Linked DNA regions of Homo sapiens: region 1 is linked to region 2. The links are chromatin loops, found by intact Hi-C in ENCODE. Cell type or tissue: ascending aorta. All regions are shown on one strand. Each heading gives the region's core, and the rest is flanking DNA. Links, peaks and the distances in the headings are about the cores only.

The links. A loop is a pair of places that touch in the nucleus more often than their neighbours do. Peaks named below come from ENCODE experiments on the same cell type or tissue, not always from the same donor. Only the 100,000 strongest peaks of a DNase experiment are listed, where the experiment ranks them.
Region 1: it touches region 2 in a loop (4-fold over the local background); 18 of 110 quality-filtered maps call a loop at or near these places.

Annotation. Positions count from the first base shown.
Region 1 is chr1:159,155,954-159,166,271 of GRCh38, forward strand. No RefSeq gene overlaps it. Among named protein-coding and RNA genes, the nearest start is that of CADM3, 11 kb to the right of the region's middle. In ascending aorta, for the core only: a CTCF peak has its summit at 5,240 (motif pointing right); DNase peaks (open chromatin) are centred at 5,228 and 5,699; H3K27ac peaks cover 584 bases.
Region 2 is chr1:160,010,596-160,020,913 of GRCh38, forward strand. LOC124904436 (a long non-coding RNA gene) reads right to left here. Exons shown (of 4, transcript XR_007066682.1): 2 at 7,644-7,769; 3 at 7,016-7,134. It also overlaps the pseudogene RPL27AP2. Among named protein-coding and RNA genes, the nearest start is that of PIGM, 16 kb to the right of the region's middle. In ascending aorta, for the core only: no CTCF peak of the experiment used is centred there; no DNase peak of the experiment used is centred there.

The DNA.
Region 1 (10,318 bases), core at 4,137-6,636, 850 kb before region 2:
TTCACATCCCTTGTAAGTTGGATTCCTAGGTATTTTATTCTCTTTGAAGCAATTGTGAATGGGAGTTCACTCATGTTTTGGCTCTCTGTCTGTTATTGGTGGAGAATAGGAATGCTTATGATTTTTGCACATTGATTTTGTATCCTGAGACTTTGCTGAAGTTGCTTATCAGCTTAAGAGTTTTGGGGCTGAGAAGATGGGGTTTTCTAAGTATACAATCTTGTCATCTGCAAACAGGGACAATTTGACTTCCTCTTTTCCTAATTGAATACCCTTTATTTCCTTCTCCTGCCTGATTGCCCTGGCCAGAACTTCCAATACAATGTTGAATAGGAGTGATGAGAGAGGGCATCCTTGTCTGGTGCCAGTTTTATAAGGGAATGCTTCCAGTTTTTGCCCATTCAGTATGATATTGGCTGTGGGTTTGTCATAAATAGCTCTTATTATTTTGAGATACCTTCCATCAATACCTAGTTTATTGAGAGTTTTTAGCTTGAAGGGGTGTTGAATTTTGTCAAAGGCCTTCTCTGCATCTATTGAGATAATCATGTGGTTTTTGTCGTTGGATCTGTTCATGTGATGGATTACGTTTATTGATTTGTGTATGTTGAACCAGCCTTGCATCCCAGGGATGAAGCTGACTTGATCATGGTGGGTAAGCTTTTTGATGTGCTGCTGGATTTGGATTGCCAGTATTTTATTGAGGATTTTCACATCAATGTTCATCAGGGATATTGGTCTAAAATTCTCTTTTTTTGTTGTGTTTCTGCCAGGCTTTGGTATCAGGATGATGCAGCCAGGACTATTTGATATGTTAATAATCCCTCACTTGTCTACGTGTAACCATCCCTGCTGCCTTTCTGCCAATCAGCTACACCACCAACAGAGCAATTATAATTTTTCTTGAAGGCAAAACCCCTTAAAGTTCTCTCTTGTCTAAAGAAGAGACTAAAAGCCATCTGTGATCTGATTCCCGTCCATTTTTGCAACATCAGTTACTATTATCCCCCAGCCTCCCCTCTCAGCTTACATTTTACAATAAGTACTTAGAGTTCTCAAAATGAAAAAAAAAAGGTTCGTTTTCCATACTAATATGACTTGGTATGCTGCAATGGTTTCTCTTTTTGGAATGCCTTTCTCCTGTCTCCACCCTCACATCTGTCTGGAAGACTGTTCCTCCTCTTTGAAGACTCAGTTTCAATCACCTCATTTTTTATAATATCTTCCCTGACATCCACCACAACCCCAAGCAGACTGGATCACACCCATCTTCACACCATTACTGCACCCTGTGCATATGGCTATCGGAGGACTGAGCACTCTGTAACGTACTCAATTTTGTGAATCTCTGTTCCTACCAGAGAGAGAGAAACTTGAGTTTTTTTACCCTTGATAGTCTGGGCAGTGCCTGGCACATGGTAGTTGTTCAATGTATGTTTACCAAAGAAAAAGAATCAACAATCAAAACCACTAGAACAGGTCTTTGTCCTCCTAGACACATATCATCCTATAATACCACAGTTCTTGATTTTTGTAATGCAAGTATTAGATGGGAACTCTTAAAATGACACTGAGAACTTTAGGCTTCTTCTGCTGGTCTACTTCAAAGTGGTAGAACGTTCAACTTTCTCCAGAGCTCCAGTTTTCATATCCAGTCTATTCAATATTTCCTACTTGATGGGTTGCCCTCAGCTTAAACTCAATGTAATCTAACAAAATTGTTACAAATTGATTATGTCTCCTGCAAATTTAGATGTTAACACTCTAATCCCTCATGTATTTAGATGTGAGTCCTATGAGAGGTGATTTGGTCATGAAGGTGGAACTCTAATAAATGGAATTAGTGTCATTATAAGAAGAGACACAGGGAGACAATCTCTTTTTCCACCATGTGAAGACACATTGAGAAGGTGGCTGTCTGCAAACCACGAAGAGGACACTCAACAGGAATCAAATCCACCAGTACCTTGATCTTGGACTTCCCAGCCTCCAGAACTGTGAGAAACCAAAGTCTGTTGTTTAAGCCACATAGTTTATGGTATTCTGTTTTAGCAGCCTCAAGTAAGACACTAATCCTCCTTCATTCCAAAATACTAAACCCCACAAAAAGCTTCTCCTAATTCCACTATTTCTTTTCATGGTTCAGCATTTTCCAAGTCACTCAAAAGCCAAAACTGAGAGCTGCCTCAGCCTTCTCCCTCTGTCTTGCTTCCCATAACCAACACCAAACGTAGCACCTCTTTTCCATTCCCAATTCCACTGCCCTTGCTCAGGACTCTTTTACTTTGTTCCTGGATTTCTATAATCATCTTTTAACTCATATTCTTAGAATAAGCATTTAATTTAAAAAAAATTAATCATTCAATACATAGGCACACATTATAAAAATATGAAGTATATAATATGGACAATTATAGTCCCCCTTATGACTTAAGTCTCACTCCTGGCCCAGAAAATAATTTTCCAAGTTTAATATGCATCTGAACAATAGAAACACTCAAGTGCCTACTATGTGCCAGGCGCTATTTAAAGCAATTTAAATAGATTAATTTATTTAATTTTCACATCATACCACCCTAGGGGTCATGTAAAATTATCTCTATTTTCCACACAATGAAAAAAAATGCTGAGGCGGTTAAGTATCTTGCCTGAAGTCACACAGCCAGTAAGTAACTATTCATTTACTTAAACACATATTTATATGCATATAAGATTTTACATACACATATGTATATGTTTTATGCTTTTTTCCCATTTTACACAAAAGGGATAGCAGTATGTGTATTTTCTTTGTATTTTCACTGAACAACATACCTTCTGTATCTTTCTATGTTGGTAGATATAAATTTACCTCATTCTTTTTAACTGCAATGTGTTATTACAAAGTATGATATAGCATAATCTATTTATCCAATTCACTATTGATGAATATTTATGTTGTCTTCAATTTTTCACTACTGGAAAAAAATGATGTGATGCATATCTCTGCACATAAATCAGAGCACTCATGTGTGAACAGATCTATAGCATAATTTGTAGAAATAGCACTGCTGGTATTTCTATTTTTAATTCTGATGCATTCTGCCAAAATATCTCCAAAAAGGCTGTGCCAATTTACATCCTCCCTAACAATATATAAAGGTGCCTATTTCCCTAAGCACTTGCCAACACTGAGTATTATCCATCATTTTAATTTTTTAACAATCTGATGGGTTCTTTGATGCTTTTTAACAGTCTAGGATCTCTTTGGTGCTATAACTTGTATTTCTCAAAATCCAAATGCCGTTGATCATCTTTTCAAATGTTTATTAGACAACTGTATTTTTTTTCTGAGAATTCATACTCATATCCTTTGCCCAATTTTCTCTTGGACTGTTTGTCTTTTTTATGTTTATTTGCTGACTATTTTGCATGTTAGCAATTTTGATACTTTGGCATATATATTGCAAATAAAATCTTCCCAGTCTGTGACTTACTTTTACATTTTGTCTATGGGTCTGCAATTATATCAGTTTTAAAAATTATGCAGTAAATCTTATCGGTCCTTTCCTTTATCGACTCTAGGTGTTGTGTCTTGCTTAGGAAGGTCTTTCCCACTCTAAGATTAAGTATATTTTTCGACAGTTTTTGCAAACATTTTTAGTGTTGTTTGGTTTATAAAATTTAGCACAAGTCCACCTGAAATATATTGTCGTATATGGCATAAGGAAAGGCTAAACCTATCCCATACCAACTGACAAACAGATAACCAATTATTCTAATGTCTTTAAACAGTACAACCCTCTAGTCACTGATTAGAAGTGTAGTATATAATGAAGGTAGCACTCTTCATACACTAAATTTCCAAGTTGGTTTGTAACTACACTCTCTCTTCTGCTCCATGGTTCTATTTATGTATTCCTGTGCCAAGATTTCATGTTTTAATTGCTATAATTTTAAAGTTGCTTAGGATAGCTAGAAAATCATCCTCCCCCTTAGCCCCATGTGTTTAAAAAATTATGGCTATTTACTCTTGACTTTATCTTCCAAGGGAATGTTAGAATAGGCTAGTCAAGTTCCATAAAATATCTTATTGGAATTTAGCATAGTATTGCATCAAATTTATAAATTAAAAATTACCATCTTTACCACAATGAATCTTAGAATTAATATTTAAATACCAATTCAACAACATAACGTCCTGCTACAATTTTTTTTCCAACTGACATTGGGATAAAGATAAAGCTCTTCAGTGTCTAGTTTTCAAATCCCACCTCCCAAATTTGGTTTAAACTAGCCATCTCATCAAATTGATTTCCCTTATTTTTCATCCACAAAGCTTTTCAAACCAGTATACTGATTCTATCCTAAATAATCCTTCATTCCCTGTGCTAGAGATGCCATGCAATTAGGAAAGGGATAAAGCAGTTATATTCTTTGTCTACACATCCTCACTTTGAAGTGCTAACATTCTGGGTCTATCCAAGATCCATCATTACCCTTTAACAAGGCAAGAATAGGTATACTTTTCCTTATTAACTTAAACAGATTTGAGTTTGCAGGGGGAAAAATAGAGCTTTTTATGATTAAATAATCTACGACAATACAGTCATCCCTCAGTATCTGCTGGGGATTGGCTGCAGGACGCCCACACCCTTGCCACAGGATACCAAAATCTGCACATACTCAAGATCTACAATTGACCCTGTGAAAACAGCGGAACCAGCAGAACCAGGAAACTGGCATATAGAAAAAGTCTGCCCTCCCTATCTGCAGTTTGCCCATCCGGAGAATATTGTTTGGTTGCAGATATGGAGCCTGGAGATACAGAGGGCAAACTGTATTTATTGAAAAAAAAATCCATGTATAAGTGGATCCACACAGTTCAAATCCATGTTGTTCAAGGGTCAACTTGTTTTTTCGTCATTCATGGGAAAGAGAACTTGGTGTTGAGCAAGGAAACAGATAATGTGATCTGAAGCTTGAGGAGACCTCACTGGGTCCAAACTCTCAACATGCAGGAAAGAATTCATGCAGTCTTTGACAGATCGGTAAATATTAAAAAGAAGTGAGAAAAGGTTAGAAGAACTGAGATAACACTACCTGAGAAGAGAAGACTAAAATTAAACTGAAAAATGTTTCAAGTGTGTGTTAAAACTTGGAGGAGGTGGGAGTTGGGTCTGCCAAGAAGTCTGGGAGAGGCTGCATTACAGCAAAGTCACCACACTGAGGGAGCAGAGGATCAGGAATGACAAAGGGTCAGGGTGGCCACACGAGGGTAGCAGAGAGCAGGTTAACAGAGAGACCTTGGCGAAAGTGAAAAAAGTTATTGGAACTGAAAATCTAGATCCAAGCAGTGCTTTATACTCGGACAGTGAACACAGGGCAAGATTCTATGGTACACTCAGAGAAACAGAGGAACATCTCCCTGCTCTAGGGTGAAGAGGTCACAGAGAAAGGTAACTAACAAACATGTATTGGGTTCTATGCTAGGAGTTTTACATAAATGTCCTCATTTAATAATCTTTATAAGCCTACAAGATAGACAATAACAATGTCTGATGTTTAACACATGAAAAGACTGATCTCAAATGACATAAGTGGCACAGCTGGTATTTAAGCCCAGATGAGTCCACTTTCTAAATCCAGGCTTTCTCACTCTCCTGCACTCTTCTGCCTTTCCAATGAGTCAGAAGTGTCTCCTTGGAGCTGGGCCCAGAACCTGGTTAACTTTCTCAAAGCAGCACACACAGTCGTTCCTAGGCCTTCACAGTCCACATGAAAAAAAGCTATGGCCTTTTGTGAACATGGTGAGAACACCAAATGTATCTGCATCCATTCTTGGCTTAGCCACAAGGAATAGCAGCAGCAGTCATCAGCCTGACAGGTATGGGCACACAGGCACAGCGGTCCACAAGGAAGCCCTGGGACTGGAAACTGGTGGCAAACCTCAACAGATGTCACCTTGCTAGGGCATACTACTTTCAGTAATAGCAAGCTCTGGGATTTTAGGGTTTAAAAAGATTTTAAGACCAAAATGCACCACAAGAAACAGATTAAAAATAATCTGAAAAGAAACAGGTTAAAAATAAAGAACAGTAAAAAACATACAAGAGGGCATGGAATAGCATATCATAGCTTATCATGTTCAACTCATGACCATCAGCCATAGCCTCACTCACCTACTGGACCTGTCCTGAACAAAACTATTTAAGTGAAAAGGATCAGAGAAAAAGTACTAAAATGATAAAAGAAATGGCAGAAGGTTAAGAATTAGGACATTTCACCTAATGTAGAGGAGGTTAAGGGGCAATTTAATAACAGTCTTAAATCCTCTAGAGGGACATTATATAGAGGCTCATAAAAAGAAAGAGATATCTTATTTCATGAACCAGAGGAAAAAAGTCTTAAATGGCAGTAGGAGGTTTACTTTGGACCTAAGACAAAAGTTCTTGCTTGTAAAAATCAAAGTGTAAAATCAAAGAATGTGAACGCTCTTCTCTAAATAAACCAGCATTTAATAAGCACCTATTATGTGCCAGCTACTGTTATGTGCAATATCCCCTAAGTTCCTGGCAACTCGACTTTGATCAAAGTTGACAGGGTTTGTTTCCTCATGGAATTTACATTTACTGGGAGAAGGAATAAAGACAATAATAAACAAAAGATAAATTATTAGGAAAATAGAAGAAAATGACAAGTGATTGCAAGGGAATGAGATGGCCTTTTTGAGGAAGTTAATTTAGGCTGAGATGTAAAAGCAGAAGTGGCTTAGCATGAAGCAGGGCAGGAGCGTTCTGGTTCAGAAGGAAGAGCCAGTGCAATGGCATAGAATGGGAATGGGCTTGATGTGGTGGAGATACAAAAAACAAACAAACAAACAAAAAACAGATACTGTGGCCATGGGGTTACATGAGGTTAGAGAGATAGGGAAACGCCAGATTACACAGGATCTTACAAACAAGGTCAGCAATTGCTGGAGAGGAAGAGTCAAGAAAATTTGTTGAAAGACTCAGTGATATTTTTTGGTTTTACACCTTAACACAACTGTGTTCTAATGAGCTACTTACACGTATGGTTCCCTCAGGAGCTAATGAGCTCTTGTCAGTAGACCCAGGCTATGGTGAGTCATTTCTCAGGCTTGTCAGGGCATAGGAATCACCTGGGAGCACCTGTTAGCACTATGGTCAGCAATCTTTATTGTTAACCTAGAACCGAAATATCCTAAGCATCTGTATCATTTGTAACAGGTGGCTCCAGGTAACTGTTTGGATCAGGCACAGATGGGTATGCTGGTTTACTGGCATGACCAAGTTTTAGAGACACACCTAAATTAAGATCTCAGCCCCACCAGTTAAGGTGTGACTTGTAGGAAGTTACAAAATTCCTGTGCCTCATTTTCCTCATCTGTAAAATGAGAATAATACTACCTACAAGTCATGTGGTTGTGCATAAGACTAAATGATAGAGCATAAGCAAGGTGCCAAGTGCATAGTAGGCACTCCATTAATGCTGAATACATAAATACATGCATGAACATATGAAACCTATGGGTAAATAAAAAGCTAAATATATTCACATTCACTCTTTGTAATGCTTGCTGTTTTGAGCCTGCAATGTTCCTTACCACCAGAAAGAGCCCAAGATCTCAGATAATGAAGGTAGGATCCTGGATAAGAAAAAAAACCTCCACATTCTGCCTCCTACTTAGCCTTTCTTCTTCTCTCTCCTCCCATTCAATTGGCCTAGCTATTCTGACTCACCACCCCCTACCCCTTTCCCACCTCTACCCTCCCCTGAAACGGAAAAAAAAAAAACCTCACTTGGCTTTCCTCCCCCTCCAATCTGCCCTAGAGATGACCCCCAGCTCGTTGCCAGGGAGATGGTCTGGGTAACAGGTGCTACTGAGGGAAGGCTTTTTCTGTCAGGAACTGCTTAGGGTGACCAACCATCCCAGTTTGCTCAGGACTTTCCCGATGTTAGCACTGAAAGTCCTGAAAAACGACTCAGTCCCTGGCAAACTGGGACAGTGCTCATAATCCTTCACGCTTTACTCTACAAAACCTTATGTCGCTGCACACAGTTGTCAGCATCTGTGTGCCCTACAGCACTGTCCACCCTGCGTATTGGTGTCTGGGTCCTGTAACAGTGTTCTGCGTGCTATCTCTACCTTACCCATAGGAGCTAAGACAGGACCACACTCACTGGGTCCTATTTAATCTCATGGTACTGGATTTGGGTCTCCAGAAGGGTCAGGCTTCTGTATCAAATGATGCGTATCCCTCCAATCCATCCATCCACTACTGCCAGAGTTATCGCTCTAAAATGTAAATCTGGCACTGACATTTCCCTGCTTAAAATCCTTCCTTGACTCCTTGTCTGCAGAATAAAGAGCAATCTCTAGCATAAATTCCTTTCAAAATTTAGCCACAACTAACCATGCTGCTTCCTGTTTTAGTGTTTTTGCATATGCCATACCCTCTTTTGTAATGTCTTTCATCCCTTAACCTGCCCCACACCTAGTCTTAAGGTTTTTCACAAATTTACTCTTTGCCTCCTCTCTTCTCTCACTGTGCCTTATACATAATTTTACTGTAGCACTTATCACATGATGTAGTGATTGTGTGTTCGCAAGCCTATCTTCTCTACTGAACTATGAGTTCCTTGAAGGTAGATTTCATGACTTACTCATCTTTGTGTTCTCAAGTGACTAGCACCAGACGTTGACATTTTGTTGTAGCATTTTTTAACATCCACTTCTATTTTATGATTCTGAAAAGAAAACCATGACTGTCAGATTGGTCTTAATTACCAAGTATTTTGCATCCCCAAATATTATCCTATCCCCAACCCTCGCATTATCCTTCACAGCTAAAATGAGTCTCAAAAATGGGGTGGTAATTGGGAATAAGGGTAAGACCACCCGCTGAATGTTTTATTCTATATATTTTTAAAAGCTAGGAGCTTATAAATTTTTTAATAGGCTGCAACAAAACATCCAGGTCAAAACAATTTCAACTAGCATTGTGCAGGCACATAGACACGCAAAAAATAAAATGAAATAAATCGCCAGGCGTGTTGACTCACTCCTGTAATCCCAGCACTTTGGGAGGCTGAGGCAAGTGGATCGCTTGATGTCAGGAGTTTGAGACCAGCCTGACCAACATGGTGAAACCCCCTCTCTACTAAAAATACAAAAATTAGCCCTGCGTGGTGGCATCCATGTGTAATCCCAGCTACTCGGGAGGTTGAGGCAGGAGAATCGCTTGAATCCAGGGGGGCAGGAGTTGTAGTGAGTCGAGATTGCACCACTGCACTTCAGCCTGGGCAACAGAGTGAGACTCATCTCAAAAATGATAATAATAATAAATTAATATTTTTAGTAAGTAAATAGTAAATAATAAATAAAATAAAACTATAAATGAATGAATAAATGATCAAGAAGTTCTCTTCTGGACATAATAACTTTTTGTGTTCTTATACACAAACACATTTGTTTCCCAGGCATGATATAAAATTATAAGACTTTTGCTTGATTTTGTTTATACTAACAAATATACCAGAATGACGCTGCTCGGAAACTTTCTAGAACTCCTATTTGGTAACTGCCTTAAGAACCAACAAATAAGTTAGCTTATAAGTCATTTACTATTACTTTACAGCCAAGTCTTATTTGTTAATATTACACAACACGAACCACCAACTTATCCATAAGGCTTGAATCTCAAAGATGTCTGGCTATTTATTAAATTAAAAGCCAGACTCAAAGGATAAACATTCTCCACAACTGAAGTCATGCAAAAGGCTGTGGCAGGTTCTAAAATCAATTCCAAAAATTATAAAACGTACTTCAGGTAAGTGGATGAAAATATTTGTATATTAGGATCAGTTACTTTATTTTGGGGCATATTATATCAATGTGATCACATGCATATATAGCTGCAGGGGGTATGCCAATGAAGTGTAGTTATATGCATGTATGTGCTTCTGGGAATAAAATGATTTGTCAAGCCTATGTATTTACAGACATATCATTTGGGATTACCTCAGAATTAACTAAGAATCTATACTTTTTCAGTTTCTACACAAAGCACTCGGATAAATGAGATTCACAAAATATCATTCCTGCCCTCAAAGAGCACATGGAGGAGAAAAACATAGACAAATCACTGCAACACAAAGAAGTGTAACAGTGGAGATATATATTCAATACAGTGGTAGCACCTAGCAAGGAGTGATTATATGTAGATAGGAAGCTTCAAAGAGAGGCAACACCTCATCAAAGTTTGGATGGATAAACATGAGCACAAGTTTCATCAGGCTTAATGAGATGGGCAAT
Region 2 (10,318 bases), core at 3,312-5,811:
GTGGCTATAAATCCCAGGTGGCATTCAGGTAGTTTCCCTTGTAACCTGCTGATGCAGCTGAAATTTTCTCAAGTATGGATTGGAAAAAAGAAGCTGCCTATCCATCTCTACCCTCCTTGCTAGGCTCTGGGAGGCATGCTGAATGCACAAAAGGCCCACTTTTCAACTTGAGAGTCAATACAAGTGGAATAGCCAGTGTTTCCAATTCAGCATGACAATCTGAGTCAATGCATTTAACACTCTCCCTTCGTAACTTGCAGCTGAAATGACCTATGCAAAAGAAGAGGACAAACACTCCACTCCTTGGTGTGACGGGACCAGAGATGAGTGACGATCATAAGACTGTCATTTTGTTGAGGGCAGTGTCAAATTCAAACTCCACCACCACCTTGAGAAGGAAACAGGTGCTGGAGCTCTCAAGGAGGGCCGGGTGGTCCCAGGGATGCTCAAGACTTGTTCACAGCACAGAAGGCATGGAGAATGGAGCAGAGGTTCTGATGAGGTTTGCTCTTGGGGAGGGCCGCCATGCTGGCTGGAGGGGTACTGCTGCCTGCCCCGGTGGGCTTCAGCTGCTGTGACAATCCCAGGAGGAGCCCTTCAGCCAGAGATGAGGCTGCCTACCTATGGCCACCTCTCTTCTTACTTCTCATACACCAAGACACTTCTAAGGTGGTTAAGGTCAACAAAATATAAACTTATTTCCTGTGCCAAGACTGAAAGGCTTTCACAGGGATGCATAATCTCTGAGAGAACACTTACCCATTCCCATGCTGGACAGGCATAAGCCTCCCATTGTAAGGATGAGAAAATGGAGGAAAATGACCACATATAGAAATAATGGGGCCAATATGAGGAGTGCCAGACAAACTTAATAAAATAATATTTATCTGGATTTATTCTAGCAAATTAGATTAAGAAGGATATTATTAGGGTTTATTAAGTAGTGTTAGACATTGGTAGGATTCATAATAAAAATACATACATGGCTTAAACTATGTGAAGCATATAAACCCTTAGAAAAATCTCTTATTATAATGTATTAAATTTAGAGAAGTCACAGGATAATATCAATAGATATTGAAGAGTCATTTGGTCTGATGAAATTCCACATATATTACTGATATTAATACAAAATCAAAACATCAGAGAACTATAAAAAGTATACTTCCTTGACACAATAAAAAAATGCTTACTTCATACCTAAAAGTCAAGCACAAGGGGCATTCCCATTAAAATTAGGTACCGTATAAAGATGCCTGCTATTATGAGCCTTGTGTTAGTCAAGGTTCTTCAGAGAAACAGAGCCAGTAGGATATGAGAGGGGATTTATGAGGGAATTGGCTGCTCACATGACCACAGAGGCAAAGTCCCACGACCAGCCACCTGTAAGCTAAAGAGAACCAGGGAACTCAGAACCAGGGAAGCTGACCGTGCAGCCTCCAGTCTGGGGCCAAAGGCCTGAGAGCCCTGGGAGGTCACTGGTGCAAGTCCCAGAGTCCAAAAGCCAAAGAACCTGGAGCCTGATGTCCAAGGGCAAGAGGAGGAAAAGCCTCCCACTCCAGAGGAAAGACAGCAGAGACAGAGAATCTGCTGTCTTTCTCCTGTTTGTTCCAACCAGGCCCCCAACCAGTTGGACAATGCCTGCCCCCATCGAGGGCAAGTCTTCTTCTCTCAGTCCACTGACTCACCCACCAATCTCTCCTGGAAACAGACACACCCAGAAACAAACCAGCCATTTAGGCATCTCTCAATCTCCTCATGTTAAAAATTAAAGTTAAAATTAACAGTCATAACGATTATTCAAAATGTGAGAAATTTTTAGGCAACTGTAATAAGGCGAGAAGAAAGAATTAGAAAGTATATATTTTGGAAAGAGAAGATAAAATTATAATTTTTTGCATGATGATATAATTACTTGAAACCCCAAGAAAATTAGCCACAAAACAGTTAGTACTAATTAGAGAATTCGTGTAATGTGTCCAATTGCAAAATAAATATACAAAACTTAATAGCATCCTGAAATGCCTTCAGGGATTAGGCAGACAACAAAAATGAATAAAGTACACTGGTGGGGACCTTTCCTGATGATGGGAAGCAATTGCCTCCCAGCTCCTGCACATTTTTGTCAAGGGAGACTGTGAGTCTAGAGTTGCCAGATATTCTGATTTTTAAGGAGAATTTGTAAAAACAGATTCTTGTATAAAACTTTCTGATTTTTAGATGCAGATAACTAATTCAAAAATATTCTGAACTAAATATATTCATAGGCTAGATATGGCCATGGGCCTCCAGTGTGCAACTTTTGATCAGTGCTTCCCTTTATAATTAATCTGCAAATATAGCAGAAGTAATGTGAAATGGTATAAAAAATTGATTAATCTTTGAATAGTGAATCATTTGAAATAAATTAAATTAAATTTCTACTTCTTGTATTATACCAAATAAAGTCTACAGGGTAATGATTTAAAGCAAAAAATGGAACTAAACAAGCAGTAGAAAATATATATATAGGAAAGTATTTATATAATTTCAAGTTGGGAAATGCTTTCTCAAAAATAACAAAAGAAAATATTTGCAAACTATTCATTTGACAAGGGACTAATATCTAAAATATACAAGAAACTCAACTCAATACCAAAAAAAAACAAATAATTATATTAAAAGTGGGCAAAGAATCGGAATAGACATTTCTCAAAAGGAGACATACAAATACACAATAAGTATATTTTTTAAATGCTTAACACCACTAATTAGGGAAATGCAAGTCAAAATCACAATGAGATATCACCTTATCCCAGTTAGAATAGCTATTATCAGGGAAAAAAACAAATGCTGACAAGGATGTGGAGAAGGGGAACTGTTATACACTGTTGGCGGGAATGTAAGTTAGCATAGTTACTACGATAAGAGTATGAAGATTTCTCGAAAAACTTAAAGTAGACCTACCATGCAATCCAGCAATTCCACTACTGGGTATTTATCCAAAGGAAAGGAAATCAGTGTATCAAAGGGGTATCTGCACTCCTATATTTAATGTAGGACTATTCACAATAGCATAGATATGGAAGCAAACTGTGTCCATCAAGGGGAAAATGGATAAAGAAAATGTATATATACACAATGGAATACTATTTGGCCATAAAAAACGGGATGAAATCCTATTATTTGCAGCAACATGGATGGAACTAGAGGTCATTATGTCGAGTGAAATAAACCAAGCACAGAAAGACAAATCACTCATATGTGAGAGCTAAAAAATTTGATCGCAGGGAGTTAGAGAGTAGAATGATAGATACCAGAGGGCGGGAAGGGTGTGTATGTGGATGGGGGGGATGAAAAGAGGTTGATTAATGAGTAAAAACAAACACTTAGACGAAAGGAAAAAGCTGTAAAGTTTGATAGCAGAGTGAGGTGACTATAGTTAACAACAATACCTTGTATATTTCAAAATAGCTGGGAGAGAAGACTTGAAATGTTCCCAATACAAAGAAATGATAAATGTTTGAGGTGGTGAATATCCTAAATGCCCTGACTTGATCACTACACATTCCATGCATGTATCAAAATAGCACTTGTACCCTATAAATACATACAAATATGTATCAAAAAATAATGTCTACAATAACAACATTTTAAAAATAGCAACAGAGAAATCACAAAAAGAAAAACTGGCCTAAATTACATATATTTTTTAACCATTTCAGATCAAAAAATAAAAGGCCAATGGCAGACTAGAAAAAATATTTAAAACACATAGACTCAATATCCATTTATAGAGATACTGGTCCTACAAATCAATAACAAGCATCTTCAGAGAATATTGAGTACAGGATATAGAAAAGCAAGTCATTAAATTAGAAATGCCAATAGCTAACAAGTGTAAGACAAAAACATTCAACCTCACAAGTAATCAAATAAATACAAATTAAACCACTGATGAGATACCATTTTCCCTATTGATTTGACAAACATTTTTGAAATTGTTTTTGAGACCCAGTGTTAACAAAGGCATTTATTTTTGGTAGAAGTGGACATTAATTCAGCCTGTAGAAAAATTTGGCAATATGCGTCAGAACTCTTTGACTCAGCAAGTCTACTTCTCAAAGTTTAGACTAAGGAAATAGGAATATACTGTATACAAGGATTTAATTGCAAGGATATCATTATTTTTTTGAAGCATTGTCTCACTCTGTCACCCAGGCTGGAGTGCAGTGGTACAATCATAGCTCACTGCAGCCTTATCTCCCAGGCTCAGTCTCCCAAGTAGCTGCGACTACAGGTACACACCAGCATGCCTGGCTAATTTTTGTTTTTTAATAGAGACAAGGTATCCGTATGTTTCCCAGGCTGGTCTCAAACTTCTGACCTCAAGCAATCCTCTTGTCTCAGCCTCCCAAAGCGCTGGGATTACAAGCGTGAGCCACCACAGCCAGCCAGGATGGCATTATTGACACACTAGCAGAACACAAAAACAAAAACAAAAACCAGAAACAATGCGAACACTGATAAATAGCTAAATTCGTACATTCATACTGTGAAATTCTTGGCGGTCATTTAAAGTCTGTAGAAAGTCTTGAAGAATATTTATTATTATTAAAAGATAGGGGCCCAGCTGGGCACGTTGGCTCACGCCTATAATCCCAGCACTTTGGGATGCCAAGGCAGGTGGATCACTTGAGGCCAGGAGTTTGAGACCAGCCTGGCCAACATGGTGAAACCCCATCTCCACTAAAAATACAAAAATTAGCTGGGCATGGTGGTGTATGCCTGTGATCTCAGCTACTCAGGGGGCTGAGGCAGGAGAATCACTTGAACCCGGGAGGTGGAGGTTCCAGTGAGCAGAAATCGGGCCACTGCACTCCAGCCTAAGTGACAGAGTGAGACTCTGTCGAAAGAAAGAAAGAGAGAGAGAGAGAGGGAGGGAGAGAGGGAGGGAGGAAGGAAGGAAAGATAGGGACTGGGTGCAGTGGCTCACTCATGTAATCCCAGCACTTTGGGAGGCTGAGACAGGCAGATTACTTGAGCCCAGGAGTGTGAGACCCCCCTTGGCAACATGGTGAAATGCCATCTCTCAAAAAAAACAAAAAACAAAAAAACAAAAACAAAAACAAAACTTAGCTGGGTATGGTGGCGCACACCTGTAATCCCAGCTGCCTGACACGCTGAGGTGGGAGGAACACCTGAGCCCAGGAGGTTGAGGCTGCAGTGAGCTATGATTGTGCCACTACACTCCAGCCTGGGTGACAGAATAAGATCCTGTCTCCAAAAAAAAAAAAAAGAAAAAAAGAAAAAGAAAAGAAAGAAAGAAAGATAGTCACAATACATTGCTAAGTTTTTTTTAAGTTTATTTTAAATTAAAATGAATAGTATGACTCCAAACTCTACAGTATATATACAATGATCTGGAAGAATACAACCTTAGATATTAACAGTGGTTATCCCTGGATGGTGGAGTTATGATTATTGTGTTCCAAATTTCCTATTTAAAAATTTTGCTTCTGTTTTACTATAAGGAACATATTGTTTTGATAACAAGTAAGATTTTTATTTTTACTTAAAAAATAAAGCTGGGGTCCTCAGGTGGACTAACTGACTGTTACAGTTACTTAGCTATATTAGAAAGAGCTGGACATAGTTCTTATGGCTGTTTACTCTGTGTGTGTGTGTGTGTAAATATATATACCATATATAATCAGTAAGCCTACCTTTCTACTTATGTTTTGCTTGGACTGCTTTAAACCAAACGCATATGCCAAAAGCCAATAAAGAGATCCACCCCAGACATATGCAAAATACTACAAGAGAGCTTAGGCAGGCTTTAATTTAACAATTAAAGGATTGTTAAAATTAAAATTTTATTGCAAATAATCTACAAAGCTGCATGTAGTTTATTAGAGTTGCCTATAAGTATCTGGTTTATCTATGACCACTTAATATAGTTAATGGACCTTATGCAAATATATACAGGCTCAAAAAGAGACTTAATGGCAGACTTGGCCTTCCTTCCATGCCCAGTTAACAGGGGATGGCTCCCAGCCCCTCAAACACACAGAAAGATAAAACTAGAGAGATTTTGCCAACAATTTAAGCAAGGAAAAATCTAGAGCTGCAAAGTGTGTAACATTTACTAGACTACTATGAGAATAGATTCATAAACAACACAAGTGTCCAAAATAAACTATCATATAGAGAAATTACAAACATCTATAAAGAACTATAAATTAAGAGCCCAAACTTTGGCCGGGTGCAGTGGCTTACACCTGTAATCCTAACACTCTGGGAGGCTGAAGCAGGAGGATAGCTTGAGCCTAGGAGTTTGAAACCAGCCTGGGCAACAAAGTGAGACCTCATCTCTACAAAAAATCAAAAAACAAAAATTAGACAGGCATGGCAGCATGCACCTGTGGTCTTAACCACTTGGGAGGCTGAGGCAGGAGGATCGCTTGAGCCCAGGAGGTCAAGGCTGAAGTTAGCCATAATGGTATCACTGCACTCCACTCCAGCCTGGGCAACAGAGTGAGACTCTGTCTCAAAAAAAATAAAAAAAAAAATCCCACACTTTAAAAATAATACAGCATTTCTCTGACTTAACTGACTTCTCCCCAGTTTCCTTTGCCCATTGCTGCCCAGCTAGATTATCTAATATTACAGTGCCCAGAGCTCGGTCTTAGGCCCCCCAAGCAATCCCACCCAGGCCCTTGTCTTTAAGCAACATTTATAATCTGGTGATTCCCAAATATATATCTGACTGTCCCTCTGACTTCCTCACTAAGACTGCTGACATCTCACACTTGACACGATCGATTCCAAACCGTCTTCCTCCCTAAAACTACTCCTTCCATCAGTCTTCATAATTCAGTGAAGAACATTACCATCCATCTAGTTGCCCAAGCCAAAAGCCTAGCACCCACTTTGGATTTCCCTTTTCTTTTCCCTGACACCAAATCCGTCAACAAGTTCTGCCAGTTCTCTCCCCAAGATACAAAAATGCATGCTGAATCAACCCACTTCTTACCATCTCTAGTACTGTCACTCTTATTCAAGCCTTCACAGAATCCATTCTCCATTGAGCAGCTGGAGTGTTTTTCAAAAAATGTAATTCATATCTGCTTAAATCTCTTCAGTGGCTTTCGGCTGCACATAGGAAAATAAACAAGCAAACAAAAAAAAAAACCTCTGAACTTCTCACCATGATGCAATCAAGCCTCTGAATGCCCTTCTTCTACTCTTTACTCCTTGCAGATAATTCTCTAGCCACAAGAGCCTTTTCTATTTCTGGGATGCCAAGTTCATCCTACCTGAAGGCCACTGCACTTTTTGTTCCCTTTGCCTGAAAGTCCCCCACTCTATTCCTACCCAAACCCTATTAATTAGTTTTTAAAATATTAAGAAATTGTGAATGTGCCTTGAGAGCATGCTGCGTGTAAGTGGCAATCAGAAGACTTGGGTATTAGTCTCGCACACTTTTCAAGATAGGACACCTGCTCTAAACCAATATGATAATGACTTTGGTCAACAACCAAGGTGATTCCTTGGCTCATGATTTCCCCTTCTCTGGTACAAGTCCCAACAGCTAACTCCTCTCTTGTTAATTTAAAACCCAAATATAGAGATCTGGAAACGAGGTCACTGGAGTTGGTCACCTGCTGTGGAAGTCCCCAAACTGTCCAATTTCTTGCCTCCCCAGACTTCCTTGTTCAGTTCTTTCCTAGGGATTTATGGATTGTCCAGTATCCTTTAAGTCCTTTAGCTAAAGTTGGTTTCTGTAACTTAAAATTGAAAAGAACGTTAGAAGAATCCCTTCTTAATTGTCTGGTTAGCTTCCTAGAACTCAGCTTTACAGAACCATTCTCTTAGTATTGGCTACCCCAGGGCATCTGTGGAATCTAAACTCAGCATGGATATTGACATATGTAGAACAACTTAATATTCATCTTCCCCACCTCATATTCATGCGTGCACATGCATGCGTGTGCACACACACATATTCTCTCTCTCTCTCTCTCCCCCTTTCTCTCCCCACACTGCATTCTTTCCAAGTCCTCTCATCACCCTTTGTACTTTTCTCCAGCATCCACCAGGCTGGATTTGTTCTGCCTTGATGTTTTCTCACAGTTCATCCTTCCACTGCATGCTGGGCTCCCAATATTTGTTATAAAATTAGGAACCTTATTTATGTATGTAAAGAGGCCTTCTGCATGCACAATCAATAAATGTGAGCTCAAAATGAACCCTTTCTCTCCTACGAGGCACTCACTTCCCTTGCCTTTCCTGGGTTATCTTCTATTTCATTGTCCCTGGTAGCTATGTTCTAATCACCAAGGCAGGGGTTTTACTTTTTGGAGGTCAGAGAACCCTTTGAATGCTACAGACACATTTTACAGAAAAAATGCACACAAATACACACACATTTTGCACACAACCAAGGTTTATGGGCTTCTGATTAAAACCACTTTACCAAGGAAAAGACTTCTGTGACCATCCGCCACCCCCATACACACACACCACTAATTCCTACCCTTCACTAGCAGTGACTCATCCATGCCTTTGCTGCCAGACACCAGTAAAATAAACCTGGTTCCTCTCTCCTAATATTTGTTATGTTGAGAGATAGAAAAACAAAAACACAAAGCATCCCCAACAATTATAGGCAGTTACACTTAAGACCCATTAAAAGTGTCCCCCATTAGAACACTTCCCCAAGGCAAACACTTTATAATTTCCTAGATTACTAGTTTAATGCACAAGTTACGTTTTAAATGCTTTTCTTTACAGGGAGGCATTCTTGGACCCTGGCTGAGATTAGGAAACAGCCAAGGCTTAGCAGCACACTTACCAAGAATTTCTTAGGTGGGTTATTTTCTGGGAAGATTATCACAGTGAATAATCTCATCTATTTTACTGTCAATTTCAGAGGGTGACATTTTTGGCCCTGTTCTCAGTTCTAGAGATATTGTCAAGTTGAAACTTGCAGCTTCTTATATGCTAACTCTATCTTCTAATTAGAAAAGAGGTTAGAAAATGCTGGAGCTTTCTGGGTTGCCTTCCCCAAGCTAAATTAGAGTCTACTGAAGAAAAGGAAAGGTGGAGAAGAGACAGAAGGACCGGGTGGATGCAGTAGAGTAAGAACCATACGATCAAAGGCAGGTCAGGGACTAGACAGAATAGTCTTTCTATCCTACCAATGCCAGTGGCTCATGAATGGCCCCAAGCCCCTAGGACTTCTCTTAAGCCCAATCTGACTCCCCATGGGGTCATGGATGCATTTATTTTGTCTGATGAATTGCTTTTCATTAGAGTCAACATGGAATAGAGCAGGATTTCTCAATGTAATAGAATGAAAGTCTGTGTCCTCCAAAATTTCAAATGTTGAAAACTAGGATCCCTTTCTTGCCTCCACTTCCTTGTTAGCAGGGACCCTAAGCTCTACTCCCATTGCCCTCAGCCACCCACCCTCAACCTTGATCGGGACCTCCAGGCCGCACCTGACCGTCAGCAGGGCAGTGCAGCTCAGGTGGGTCCAGGGCGGAGCCCTGTTCAGCCTGAGATTCGGGTCTCGAAGACACATGGGCCCCTCAACTTTGCCAAATGCTCCAGATGGCAGGTCCTTGGCCCACAGGCCTACAGGCCCATCTCAGGCTGGCAAGCATCGCCCCTGCTCCTTCTTCCTTAGGCCTTACCACTAAGCTTCTTTTTCCACACAGCCATCCAGACTGAGGAAATGTAGTCACCACAGGACCCAGAAATTTTGGAGCCAGGTGAGCCACAGCCTCTGCCGCATCAGCAAGCACTGAAAGCACCCAGGTGGCCGTGGCAATGCTGGCGGCATGCATCACCACAGGATCGACTTCAGCAAATGTCACCCAGGTTACTTTAGGAAAGTTGGTATGAGGCATTACCACCTAAAGAGGAACCTGAGCTTCTACCCAGCTGTCAACCTTGACAAATTGTGGGCTTTGGTCAGGAAGCAGACACAGGTGAATGCTGCTAAAAACAAGCCTGGAACAGCTCCCATCACTGATGTGGTGCCATCGGGCTACTATAGAGTTCTGGGAAGGGAAAAGTTCCCAAACCAGCCTGTCATCGTGAAGGCCAAATTCTTCAGCAGAAGAGCTCAGGAGAAGATTCAGTGGGGGGAGCTTTCTCCTGGTGGCTTGAAGTCACATAACAGGAGGTTCATTAAATGTTAACAACTGCTTTAAAGAGAAAAGGAAAGGGAAAGGGAAGGAAAGGAAATAAAACTAACCCCCAAGGTAGTGGTATTAGAAGGTGGAGACTTTGGGAAGTGACTAGGTCATGAGGGTAGAGTCTTCCTGAA